Regions from separate parts of the Homo sapiens genome. Here all the other regions are linked to region 3. The links are chromatin contacts, found by Hi-C or POLR2A ChIA-PET in ENCODE. All regions are on one chromosome and are shown on one strand. The core of a region is the stretch at or near the end of the contact, and the rest is flanking DNA. Distances in the headings are between cores, read along the strand shown.

Region 1 (4,269 bases), core at 1,653-4,152, 680 kb before region 3:
TAGGACTTGGAGACTCCCTGCATCCCCAGCTACCCTGCAGGTGAAACTTCACTGAGCCCACTTGACTTCAGGTGGGAGAGGAGGAGGCACACCGTTGTGGTGTGCGTTACCAAAAAAGCAGTAACCTAACTGTGGAACAGTTCAGGATCTTTAGACTTGATACTTTTCTTGATTTCCCTTAGGGGTCAAAGTTCACAAGGAAAATAGCCCTTTAGTGGGAAACTGAAACAGGCTTGTTTTTATTTACTATTTACTCATATTTGTAATGCAATTAAAATATATGTTGTTAACTTTTTTTTTTTTTCTCAAGAGCTCGGTTGATAAAACCAGGGGTATGTGGACTTTTTGAGTCTGTGCCTTTTGGGGGTGTGTATGGGAATGTTATGTTTTAACGTTTTTTACAAAATAGTATTGTCTTTTTAATTTATTCGTTAGTGGTTTGCACAAGGAAGATAATCGATAGTCATGTTTTTTAGACTCTCTGTATTGCTTGGTAAGCTACGTAGTAAAAAATGTTTACTTTTCCTTAAATGTTTTGAATTTCGGGGTTATGAAATTTGTTGAGTAATTTTTAGACAGTCACATCTTGTTGACTGGAGGCATCTAGTGGAAAAATGCAGTATTTCAGCCTGATTGTGTTTGAAGTAAATGATTAAAAGAGGAGGAAGTTACCACATTCTGGAAGATTTACTTGAGACAGACGAACCTTGAATTACGGGAAAAGGCCCCGTGATTTAGGAAATAACAAATTTGGGAAACATGTAATGGGGAGAGACTGGGGAATACCCCAGTTGTGAAAGTACTTCCTGTAAGGCAACATCTGACACCAGGAACCTTTCTCTTCAGTATTTTAAAAACAACTTAATTTCAGTCCTTTACTTGTGGAATCAGAGCCTTACTTATGTAATACAACCCACTGGAAAAAAGCTTTTTATTGTATTGTACTATATTGTTTATAAGTGATTGAGTACCTGCAGAGCTTTCTTTTACTTAAACATATTTTAAAAATTATTAAAAAGATTTTCATGTTTGAAAACTTGGGGAAAAAAGATAAAACAATGTCATAATCTCATCACATTTAACTGACTAATATGAATATTTTTCAACAAAAAGCATTTGACTTTTATTATTATTTGAGGCAAAAACTAAACTGAAACCAAATAAAATGTTGAATTTCAGAAAAGTGTTCTTAAAAGCAGATATTAAGCCCTCAATTTTTATTAATTTTAAAATGAGTAAGCAAACTGTAAGATGTTAAGATTATTAAATTATCTCTCATTAAGCATGTATCTTTCCCATTTTAAAAATTCAGTTACTATTGATTTATTAAAAAACAATAGAAAAGTTACATCTATTTTTAGAGTGACTCTCAAGAAAATTTAATAAGGGAAACACAGATCTATAAAAAACTGTTTGTAAACCTAACAAAGGAAAAAAAAAGTTGGTGTCTTTAAAAAACCCTTTGAGATTAGCTGTGTATTCAGATATCAGTTGGTTCTCTCCTTTCTGAATCGCTAAACAACTGGAGCTTGTTTCAGAAAGCAGCATTGTCTACGTATGTTCCTTTTAAAAATTTTTTTTTTAATTCTGTCTAAAAAAAACAGACGGGGTCACACTATGTTGCCCAGGCTGCTCTTGAATTCCTGGGCTCCCCTATCCACGCACCTCGGCCTTCCAGAGTGCTGGGATTACAGGTGTGAGCCACCGTGCCTAGTCAGACATACTTTTTTTTTTTTTTTTTTTTTTGACGGAATCTCAGTCTGTCCCGCAGGTTGGAGTGCAGTGATGTGATCTCGGCTCACTACAACCTCCGTCTCCTGGGTTCAAGCAATTCTCCTGCCTCAGCCTCCTGAGTAGCTGGGATTACAGGCGTACGCCACCACGCCTGGCTACTTTTTGTGGGTTTTTTAGTAGAGACAGGGTTTTTCCATGTCGTCCAGGCTGGTCTGGAACTCCTGACCTCAAGTGATCCGCCCATCTCAGCCTCCCAAAGTGCTGGGATTACAGGCGTGAGCCACCTCACCTGGCCTTGTATGTATGTTTTTTTCTTTCTCTTTCTTTTTTTTTTTCTGTGACGGAGTATTGCCCTGTCGCCCAGGCTGGAGTGCAGTGGCGTGTTCTTGGTTCACTGCAACCTCTGCCTCCTGGGTTCAAGCCATTCTCCTGCCTCATGCTCCTGAGTAGCTGGGATTATAGGCACGCGCCACCATACCTGGCTAATTTCTGTATTTTTAGTGAAGACAGGGTTTCACCATGTTGGCCAGGCCGGTCTTGAAATCCTGACCTGAAGAGAGCTGCCCGCCTCGGCTTCCCAAAGTGCTGAGATTACAGGCGTGAGCCACCGCACCCGGCCCAGACATATGTTCTTAACGTACACTTTCAGAACAGCAGTTGAGAACTTTTTCCAAAATGTAAGCTCCTTGAGAGCAAAGCTCTCAGTGGGTCTCTGTGTCCTTTACTTTGCTTCTCTTGGTATCTTGTGGATAATATGCACAAAATATTTATTAAACAAGAGGATTTCCATTTTTTTCTAATATTAATAGTTCATTTAGTCTGTAGCTTCTTGAAGGCATAGAAAAGACTATTTTATTTTGCCTACTTATTTGGCAAGGTACCCATGCAGTATGCCAGGAGTTACAGGGCCTATTGAGAAGGAGTAAAGGGTCTGGGAGGGGTGGCAGGGAGTTGCTAATTCATGTATGGTGGCTAGAGAAGGCTTCACTGATGGGGTTGATGTTTCAGTGGAGACTTGAAGGAGGAACAGGAACGCAGCATGAGACTGTCTTGGGGAAGAGTGTTCAGCAGAGGCAGCAGTGCTCAGCTAGCCTTGAGGGGAACATCCAAGTTGGTCATGTGAGTGCAAAAAGGCCAGTGAGGCTGCAGCTGCGTGAGCACGTGCTCAATGACGGGGTCAAGTGCAGCGCCTCTTGGTAGTAAGAGTAGCTGAGTGTAAACACCTAGGGTTCGCTCCAGTGAGAAGGGGAGCCTTTGGAGGGGGCAAGGCCCACCCCCACCCCCCAAAACTGAGGGGATAGTGGCACCAGTGCAGTGAGAAATACTGGTCCTCTGTCCCAATGAGGTGGCAGTAGAGTTAGGGAGAAGGGATTAGGTTCTGCTTGTGTTTTATTTTTTTCTTTTATTTTTCTCTGTGTGCTTTTATATAGATTGGATGTATTTTAAAGGTAGAGCTGGCTTTGCTAATGGATATGCTGGTGGATTGGATGTGGGGTGAAGGGAGAGGAGTCAAAAATGACATCAGGTTCCCAAGGATGTCCTGAGGGACAGAGCTGGCATTTACTGAGACGTGGAGGACAATAGGAGGAGTAAGTTTGGGGTAGAACATCAGGAGTTCAATTTTGAGTATGTTGAGTTTCTTGTTAATGTGACTTGGAGATATTTCCCAATGAATCGTCGTCTGTCTTGAAAGTGAGAGTTGAAGGTTTTCTGTACAGTCTGTATGTTGAGCCATACATTTTAGCATTCTATTATTTTGATTGTCCTCTTTGGTGTTTCATTTCCTAAAATCTCTTCTATCTAAGAGATCCCTGAGCCTAGCAGCCAGGAGTGAATTTTCTAGCTTTTCCACCTCTGCTAGGTCCTTCATCAGTTGTTCAGCATGTCTGGGACAAATAATTTTGGGGCGGGGGGGTGCTGAATTTTAGGACAAACGGATGTTATAGATAAGCTGGTCCCATTATCTAATAGCTTACAAAGAAAAAAATATAATGTATACAGTGGTTGAAAAAGTAGGAGTTACAAAAAAATGTGTTTGCATTTTAACTTTTCAGGAGATGTTACAGCCCAGATAGCTCTTCAGCCTGCACTGAAGTTCAATGGTGGTGGTCATATCAATCATAGCATTTTCTGGACAAACCTCAGCCCTAACGGTGGTGGAGAACCCAAAGGTTGGTATATATTGGTGCACCCTTATCTACATTTTGTGCACAGTAGGAATCGATTGTTGATTTACTGAAGTTACCTTATACTTGTTTTTTGTTTTTTTTGTTGTTGTTTTTTTGAGACAAGAGTTTTGCTCTTGTTGCCCAGGCTGGAGTACAGTGGCGCAGTCTTGGCTCACTGCAACCTCCGCTTCCTGGGTTCAAGTGATTCTCCTGCCTCAGCCTCCCAAGTAGCTGGGATTACAGGCGCCCGCCACCACGCCTGGCTAATTTTTGCATTTTTAGTAGAGATGAGGTTTCATTCACCATGTTGGCCAGGCTGGTCTTGAACTCCTGACCTCATGATCTGCCCACCTTGGCCTCCCAAAGT
Region 2 (4,279 bases), core at 588-3,087, 960 kb before region 3:
TTTTGTAGAGACGGGGTTTCGCCATGTTGCTGAAGCTGGCCTCCAACTCCTGGACTCAAGTGACCCGCCCACCTCGGCCTTCCAAAGTGCTGGATTCCGGGCATGAGCCACCGCGCCCAGGCGAGTTAATTTCTTATTTTTGGTCACAGAAGCCATTATTCCAAAATGCCTTCCTCTAAATGTTGTTCTCAGCCTGACCTCGTTTAAGCTGCCACCATTTCTCTGTATCATACTAGTTACTGGAGTAACTATGTATCTTAGGGTAGCTAACTGGTCTTTAAACTAGTGTCACAAACTCTCCCTCCATCCACCCTTCCCCTTCCAAAAAAGGGAGCATAAAAAATATGGGCCTTTCCAAAGAGTTTCTATCGTGAGATCAGCCTCACCCTCCTTAGACTAATTTCTGCATGTTCTGAACACAGGGGTGCTAATAAAACTATCTCTGATGCATGGGAAAAATAAGAACCCCCCCCATAAACCCTACCACAAACTCCAAGTTCAGCCCAAAGTAGGCTCAACTTTGTTTCACTCTGAAAAGTAACTTGTAAAAGTAACTTGTAAAAGTAACAGTAACAGGGAGAAACTGTTGTCTGTTCAAAACTTTTCATCCTGCTTCCTTTTTACCAAAGTTTAAAAAAATAAACAAAAGCTGAATTTTCCATCATCCTAAACAGTCCAGAAAAGGATGGTCAGAAAATTCCTGAAATTCGAAGTTCCCCAGGCCCTGGACTGCTAGCAGTTGCGCGAGGTGAACAGCCCTCGATGGGACTGATGGGTTATACAATCATGGTTCCCAGAGCAAGATCCACTAGAATAATCCGCCCCGGAGACAATGACATCATGTGAGCAACCAGGCAGGAAGTTGGGCTCAGAGAAGTGAAGGGTCAAGTCTTGAAAGCTCACACTGGACGACACCCCCTGCCCCCAATCTAAAGAAGACAAAAGTCACCGCCTGCTAAAAATATATATATATATATATTCTTTAAAGAGAAAATGAGCCCACGGGGGGAAATCAATCAGCAAATGAAACCACAAACACTCAACTCCAGGACCATTCCTGCGGGCTCCAACGCCCCGGTGAGCCTCTCCACACCGAGGGGCCTCACCGGTGCCCCGCTGGCGAAACTCTGATGCAAACGCGCAGCGGGAACAAAGCAAACTGGAGTTCCTGCCTCCAACTTTCCCGGACGCCCGGCCGCGCGAGGGCAGGCGCCGACCCCAAGGGCCGGGGCGACCGCTCCGCACAAAGCCACCCCCGACTCAGCGACAGCCACAAGTGGCCGGACGCGGGGCTCCAGGACCGCCACGACCGCGTGTGCCCCCGCGCCCCCCGCCTGCGCACGGGACCCGGCGGGACTCGCGGACACCACGCAGGCAACTTTCCCTCGGGAACGGGGCGGACCCCGGCGCGGAACGGAGGCGACTTGGAGACCCCAGGAGCTCCTCGAGCGCTCCCCGCCCCCCACGCCGGCCGCTCACCCCGGGCACCGCGAGCGGAGCCTGCGTCCGGGCGGGCCACCCACCTGCACAGCTCGGGGAACGGGGCGGCCTGGGCCTGCGTGGACCCCGGGGCAGCGACGAGCAGCAGCAGCTGCAGCAGGAGCAGAGAGCGCTGCGGGCGGCGGGCGGGCGCGGGCCCCAGGTGGGGGCTCCGGCCGGCGGCGGCCCCCATCGCGCCGGGCCCGGACTGCGCGGCGGGCGCGAGGCTAACGGCGCGCGACTGCTGGGGGCCGCGCCCGGGACGGGGTCGCGCCGCCAGGGCAAAGGCGGAGGTGGAGACGGAGCGGGAGCCCGAGGTGAGCGCGGCTCGACTGGGCTCGGCGACAGCGACAGCGGCAGCGGCGGCCCCGGAACCGCGTCACGTGACAGCCGCCCGGCACCGCCCCCCCACCCCCGCCCCCCGCTCACGTGACTCCCTTGTTCAGGTGACCCCCGCCCGCCCCGGCTCCTCCCAGGCCCGGGTCACGTGAGCGCAGCGCGCGGGACAGGAAGCGGCGCGGGCGGGGCGCAGGCTCCAGGTGCCTCCCGGGGCCTGAGCCTCTCGGCGGGCTGGGCGCGGCGGGGGTGCCTAGCCGGGCCTCAGTTTCCCCTCCCACCGCGCCCTGCTGGATCGTGGCGGGTGCTTCCCAGGTTAGAGCAACTGTTCCCAACCTCGATCGACCAGTAGGGGAAAATAGGGAACTTGGATCAAAGTGCCAGGGAGGTAAATGCCTTCGCACAGCCTAGTGGCAGCGGATCCGTGGGGGGTGGGAACACACTTTAACTGCCCGTGGAGTCAAATCATGGGGGTTTACAACCTTGGCCCGTCAGAGCCTCTCAGACCTTCTGTGGGAATGTTATTTCCCAAGCGTGGGCTTCCTACAGCAAGGAAGGCAGCACAAATCCAGCAAGGTGAAAGAGTGGACAAAAGTGTCGCTGTCAAGCAAGTGCCACTCAACAAAGCTTTATTAATTCACTACGTGGATGGCCATGAGCTAGCCACAATGAAAGTAGAACGATGAATCTAAAAGTCTTGAACTAAAAAAATTCACTTTCTTTTAGAGTAAATATACAAAATAATCATGACTGAAAATAGTAATCATCATCATCATAAAAGCTCATCTTTTTTAGTGCTTATTCCATACCAGACACTGCTAAGCATGTAAGCATGAATCTTTAAAAACCTATGAGATGGGAACCTACTTATAGATGAGGAATTGAGGCACAAGGATACTCAGTGACTTACTCAAAGACACTCTGGGATGTGGCAAAGCTGGAATTCAAACACATATAAATAATCATGACCCAATAATAGCTAACATTTCTTGAGCAAGTAATTATGTACGAAGTACTGAAGTGTTCGGACACTGTGATTTAGCTCATTTAATCCTAACAGTCCTGTAAGAGGGGGTGCCTTTATTGCATCCGTTTTGCAGATAAGGAAAGTGAGGAATGGAGAAATTAAATAACTAGTTAGTCTTGCAGCTAGTAAGTGAAAAAGCCCGGGTTTGAGCCCAAGCCAGTCACAGGCCTGTGACATAACCACCGTGCTATTAATATATTGCCCAAGAAAAGAAAGTGTTGTAGTGGGTCAAAGGGAGAGCTCAGGTGTAAACTGTGGACGTCGAAAAAGGGTTTGTGGTGACCGGGCGCGGTGGCTCGCGACTGTAAACCCAGCACTTTGGGAGGCCAAGGCGGGCGGATCACAAGGTCAGGAGATCGAGACCATCCTGGCTAACACAGTGAAATCCCATCTCTACTAAAAATACAAAAAATTAACCGGGCGTGGTGGCACACGCCTGTAGTCCCAGCTACTCGGGAGGCTGAGGCAGGAGAATCGCTTGAACCCAGGAGGCAGAGGTTGCAGTGAGCAGAGATCGTGCCACTGCACTCCAGCCTGGGAAACAGAGCGAGATTCCATCTCAAAAAAAAAAAAAAAGAAAAAGGGTTTGTGTTTTGCAACTCCAGTGTTATAATGGATACAGGCAAAGACCATCAGTAAATACTAAAACCATCTGGTGAAAAATTATTGTGAAGCGGAATATTCTCTTTGTCTCAAAGTATCACCTTCAAAGTATACTTCCTTAAAAAACACAAAATACCTCTTCACAATGGAAAGATCTGGTAGAACCACCTTAATCAAGTAATTAAAACTAGTATCACCAATTTTTAAAAAACTAGCATTTTCTGCTTTCTAAAGTGATGCAATAAAAAATGCTAAAGGGTAATATTTAAAAGATGGTATAATCATGACTCAGATGTAGAATGAACATGTATCAAAGGTATTCCTTAGCTCATTCATTAATGTGAGAACCGGTAACATGTCACAGCTGGTTCAAAGGAAAATCCAAGGAGAATCCAACAAATATTCAAGCAGTTAGGAATGCTGAAATAAGGTTGTCTATAGATGGAAAATTGGTCAGTAACCATAGGTCAAAAAACAGCTGCGTACGCAATAGACACAATTTGCATTTCTAAAGACAAAAATCGTGTATATTACCATCAGTAGTCTACAATTTACAGAGTTGTAAAATACCTCAAAGACAGTGGCAGACACAAGACCCCATAGAATCAGATAACCCAAAAGACTGTACTAAACAGCTAGCATTCCATTACAGTTGACCACTAATATTTTTGGTCCATTTCAAAGTCTTTCACAGTTATTCCCTACCGTACACACTATCACAAGTAGTCTTGCCAAGAAGTTCAACTTAATCTAATTGAGATAAAACAATCAAATTCAAACTGTGAAACATATGACAAGAAAACTGAACTGGACTATTGCAAAATATTAATGCGC
Region 3 (3,847 bases), core at 1,320-3,819:
CTGAGCTCCAGCTTTCATGTAGGAAGCTTGCCACGACCGCCAAGGATGGCTCGGAGTCCTCGTGCTTCTATTGTGCCCTGCCAACCCTATTATCACACATTTCACACTGAATTGGAAATGCCAGTTCCCTTGTCTGGTACCTCACTAGATTCTGAGAGGACAAGAATCATGGCAATTTTATTCATCATTATATCCTCAGCCCCGAGCGCCATTGCTGGCATGTGGTAAGCATTAAAAAATATTTTTGCCTATAATATCAGTCTTTTTCAATCACATCCGTCTTTTTGCATCTTAAGAATTCTCTGCATGGCTTTATTCAAAGGTGGTACCAAACAGCATCTTTAGGGATACCAATGAGTTTCATTTTTAGAGCTCTGTCTTCCTCTGATTATTCAAATGTGTGTTCCCTTCCTCCTACTTGACAGCATTTTTTCGCAGATTTTATGTTTCTCCTCACCTCCTCCTCCAATGAATAGAACAGATCCAGACCTGGTGCCCACCAACAGACACACATCATATTGTCCTCGGCCTCACTTTCTATCTACCTGGGTGCCTGTCAATCTCCTCTTCAAGCTAAAAAACAGACTGCAATGTCCAGCTCCCAGCTCCCTCCCATTTCCAGCTACTGTGCTCCTCTAGACAGAAATGGGACATGCCCTGTCCTACTGCCATGGGTATTTAGTTAGAATTGGAAGAAATTCCAACTTCAGTCAATGCCACTTTAAACCAGGAGTCCCCAGCCCTGTCATTTTAAATGAATCCCAGGAACAATGACAGAATTTTGATAATTTTGGCAGGTGTTCTTAGAACACACTTTAGAAGTCTTATTTATGTCCTATATATTAGAGTTTCATCTTAAACCAGCCTTGTATAAAAAATTTTGTAATCCTGTTAATGTCTTTGTTTTCTGCCTCTATAATTAAGAACTTACCTTTGACGTTTGGAGCACTGACCCTGTTTCTCTGGAGTCTTTTCCTCCTGAATGGGCCACTCCCAGCTTTTTCTTGAATAAACTTTTTTTTTTTTTTTTTTTTTGAGACAGAGTCTCGCTCTGTCGCCCAGGCTGGAGTGCAATGGCGAGATCTGAGCTCACTGCAAGCTCTGCCTCCCGGGTGCACGCCATTCTCCTGCCTCAGCCTCCTGAGTAGCTAGGACTACAGGCACCCGCCACCATGCCTGGCTAATTTTTAAACTATTTAAAACTGGAAAAAAAATTAAAATAGAAAAATTAGCTGGGCATAGTGGCAACTACCTGTAGTATCAGCTATTCTGGAGGCTGAGGCCAGTGGATGGCTTGATCCCAGGAGGTTAAGACTGCAGTGAGTCATGATTTTGCATCACTACACTCCAGCCTGGGTGACAGAGTGAGACCCTGTCAGGAAGGGAAGGGAAGAAGAAGGGAAGGGAAGGGAAAAAGAAAGAGAGAGAAAAGAAAGAAAGAAAAGAAAGAAAGAGAGAGCGAGAGGGAGGGAAGGAAGGAAGGAAGGAGGGAAGGAAGGAAGGAAGGAAGGAGGGAAGGAAGGAAGGAAGGAAGGAAGGAAGGAAGGAAGGAAGGCAGGCAGGCAGGCAGGCAGGCAGGCGGGCGGGCGGACGGGCAGGCAGGCAAAGACATGCAGACTCAAGGATATTAAACTGTTTCAGAGCATGTGAGTTTTATTTTTCAAAACTGGAAGGTCAGCATTAACTGACAATGGCACTCATAAATTCAAAATTCTTATTCTCTTCATCAAAATCAAGGTAATTCTACGTCTACTTCTCCAGCCCCAGCTTCTCACCTTCTCAAGCTATAGGATGTTGTCATGCAGGTGCCCTACAATCACAATATCAAAATGTTCCCCCACAAGGTAGGGGAGGTAAGTTTGGGCCAAAGAGAATAAAGGCACCAGACAGAAGCAAAGGGGAATGAAGGGTACACATGCTGCCGTCATTCCAATCTCTGATTCCAGCAATGCCTAAAGCCCACCCACAATGCTGCCATCCCTGAAGGCACAGGAACCACCCCATAAACTTCAAAACATGCCCTTCTGCCAAGCAAATTCAAATTGGATTTCTCCCTTATGCAACCGGGGGTTCTCACTAATACAACTGCTTTACATAATACCTATATTGCTGTAAAGTTCGGTATAAATAATTTTTATAAAATTTTTTAAATCTTATATTTACATAGCACTTCATAATTTTCTAAATTGTTACACACATTATCTCTTTTGGTATGCAAAAATAATTGCTTGAGATGGCCAGAACAGCATTTACTATCTATCGTTTTAAAATAACAACAACAAAATAAGACAAAGAATAATTTAAATTTTGCATGAGGTCACATAGCTAGTGAGAACAAAACAGGAGATGAACTCGAAGCTTCTGACTCCAAATCCAATACTCTACACCCAGAACTCTGGTCTTCTGATTGCTAGCCCAGTGCTCCACGCACCACTTGACGGCCATGCACATTTGTTAAACATACTAGAGACTGTCTTTTGAAAGGAAACCTCTCCACCATGTAAGTAACTGCCTTCTAGTTAGCTACTTTGTTTCGCTTTTGTTTTTGTTTTTGTTTTGAGACTGGGTCTCTTTCTGTCTGTCACCCAGGCTGGAGTGCAATGGCGCAATCTTAGCTCACTGCAACCTCTGCCTCCTGGGTTCAAGGAATTCTACCGCCTCAGCCTCCCGAATAGCTGGGATTACAGGTGCCTGCCACCATGTCTGTCTAATTTTTGTACTTTTGTAGAGATGGTGTTTCACCATGTTGGCCAGGCTGGTCTTGAACTCCTGACCTCAGGTGATCTGCCTGCCTCAGCCTCCCAAAGTGCTAGGATTACAGGCATAAGTCACCGCGCCGGGCCAAGTTGGCCTACTTTGTAAATATGATTTTTAAAAATAATATTTCCCTAATACAAGGTATACCTGGGCTGCAATTATTTCGCTTACTAGAAGCTAATGAAGAATTAGTGACACCTTGTGGCAAAAGCTTATTAATTCATGTTCTACTGCTACCCATTTGCAGAGATGTCCAAAGGCTTCGTGCACTTCACTAAGAAGACAAGAGCAAAACTTTTGGAAAGAATAACCTAGGGTTGCAACTCTGCCTCTGTAACTAGATTCTCTCTTCAATCACTCTACATGGGCTTCAGTCCCCTCCTCTTCACAGAATCTGTGTGACTGTCAAGTTTACAGATGACTTCCAGGTTGGCAAACTCAATGATTACTTCTCAAGTCTCACCTTTCTCAACCTCTCAGTGGTATCTGACCAGGTTGAACACACTGTTCCTAAAACCCTTGGATTTGGCAAAATCAGTTTCCCTTCTCCTTTAAAATGTTTTAAAGCCATCTAAGTGCTCATGAGTACCAAATTTATATCTCTAGTTCCACTGAACTTCAGATTCGCATCTCTAACCTGCCAATGTGACGTATGTATTTGGATGTCCAATAGCATCTGTCCAAAACAAAACTCTTGGTCTCCTACTCTTTCCAACAATTGACTGCATCGCATAAATAACATGATCATCCTGTCAGTTTAGTAAAGCCAAAATCTTAGCAGTCATTCTGTAGTCCTCCACTACTTACTATTAGTAAGTGGCAGTGAGGAGTAGAGGAATAAAGGGACTTAGTTCGTTCTCTGAAAGCTCCCAAATGTACCTCTTCTCTCCATTTTCCCTACTATCACCCTAATTCAAGCCAGAGCCTCTCATTAACCTACTCAGCACCTTCCTAACTAGCAACTTAATCTTCACCTCTTACAATCCATTCTTCACATAGCAATCAGTGATCTTTTTAAAATATAACTCAGATGATATCCTTTCTTAAAACCCTTGAATGGCTCCCCATAATCCCAACTCCTCCTCCATTC

What was found. A loop is a pair of places that touch in the nucleus more often than their neighbours do. ChIA-PET counts read pairs that join two places held with the same protein, here RNA polymerase II (POLR2A). Pooled maps may share reads with other maps.
Region 1: a pooled map shows a loop between it and region 3 (2.5-fold over the local background). The contact joins two enhancer-like sites. A Hi-C loop is called at or near these places in 5 of 50 pooled maps. POLR2A ChIA-PET finds 5 or more read pairs at or near these places in 2 of 52 experiments (MCF 10A and activated CD8-positive, alpha-beta memory T cell).
Region 2: a loop to region 3 is called in a pooled map, with 2.3 times the contacts of the local background. The contact joins the promoter of IGF2R here to the enhancer-like site in region 3. A Hi-C loop is called at or near these places in 4 of 50 pooled maps.

Annotation. Positions count from the first base shown.
Region 1 is chr6:159,687,762-159,692,030 of GRCh38, reverse strand. It overlaps SOD2 (superoxide dismutase 2), which reads left to right. Exons shown (of 5, transcript NM_000636.4): 3 at 3,789-3,905. Among named protein-coding and RNA genes, the nearest start is that of SOD2, 3.3 kb to the left of the region's middle. Within about 2 kb of position 2,902, at least 4 of the 41 ENCODE cell types and tissues checked have a DNase peak (open chromatin) inside an H3K27ac peak, as active enhancers do.
Region 2 is chr6:159,966,640-159,970,918 of GRCh38, reverse strand. It overlaps IGF2R (insulin like growth factor 2 receptor), which reads right to left and starts at 1,837. Exons shown (of 48, transcript NM_000876.4): 1 at 1,524-1,837. The coding sequence starts at 1,672. RefSeq lists silencers at 1,217-1,346, 1,367-1,646, 1,657-2,276.
Region 3 is chr6:159,007,878-159,011,724 of GRCh38, reverse strand. The region is part of intron 1 of TAGAP-AS1 (TAGAP antisense RNA 1); the gene reads right to left. Among named protein-coding and RNA genes, the nearest start is that of RSPH3, 9.6 kb to the right of the region's middle. RefSeq lists an enhancer at 2,329-2,618. Within about 2 kb of position 2,569, at least 2 of the 41 ENCODE cell types and tissues checked have a DNase peak (open chromatin) inside an H3K27ac peak, as active enhancers do.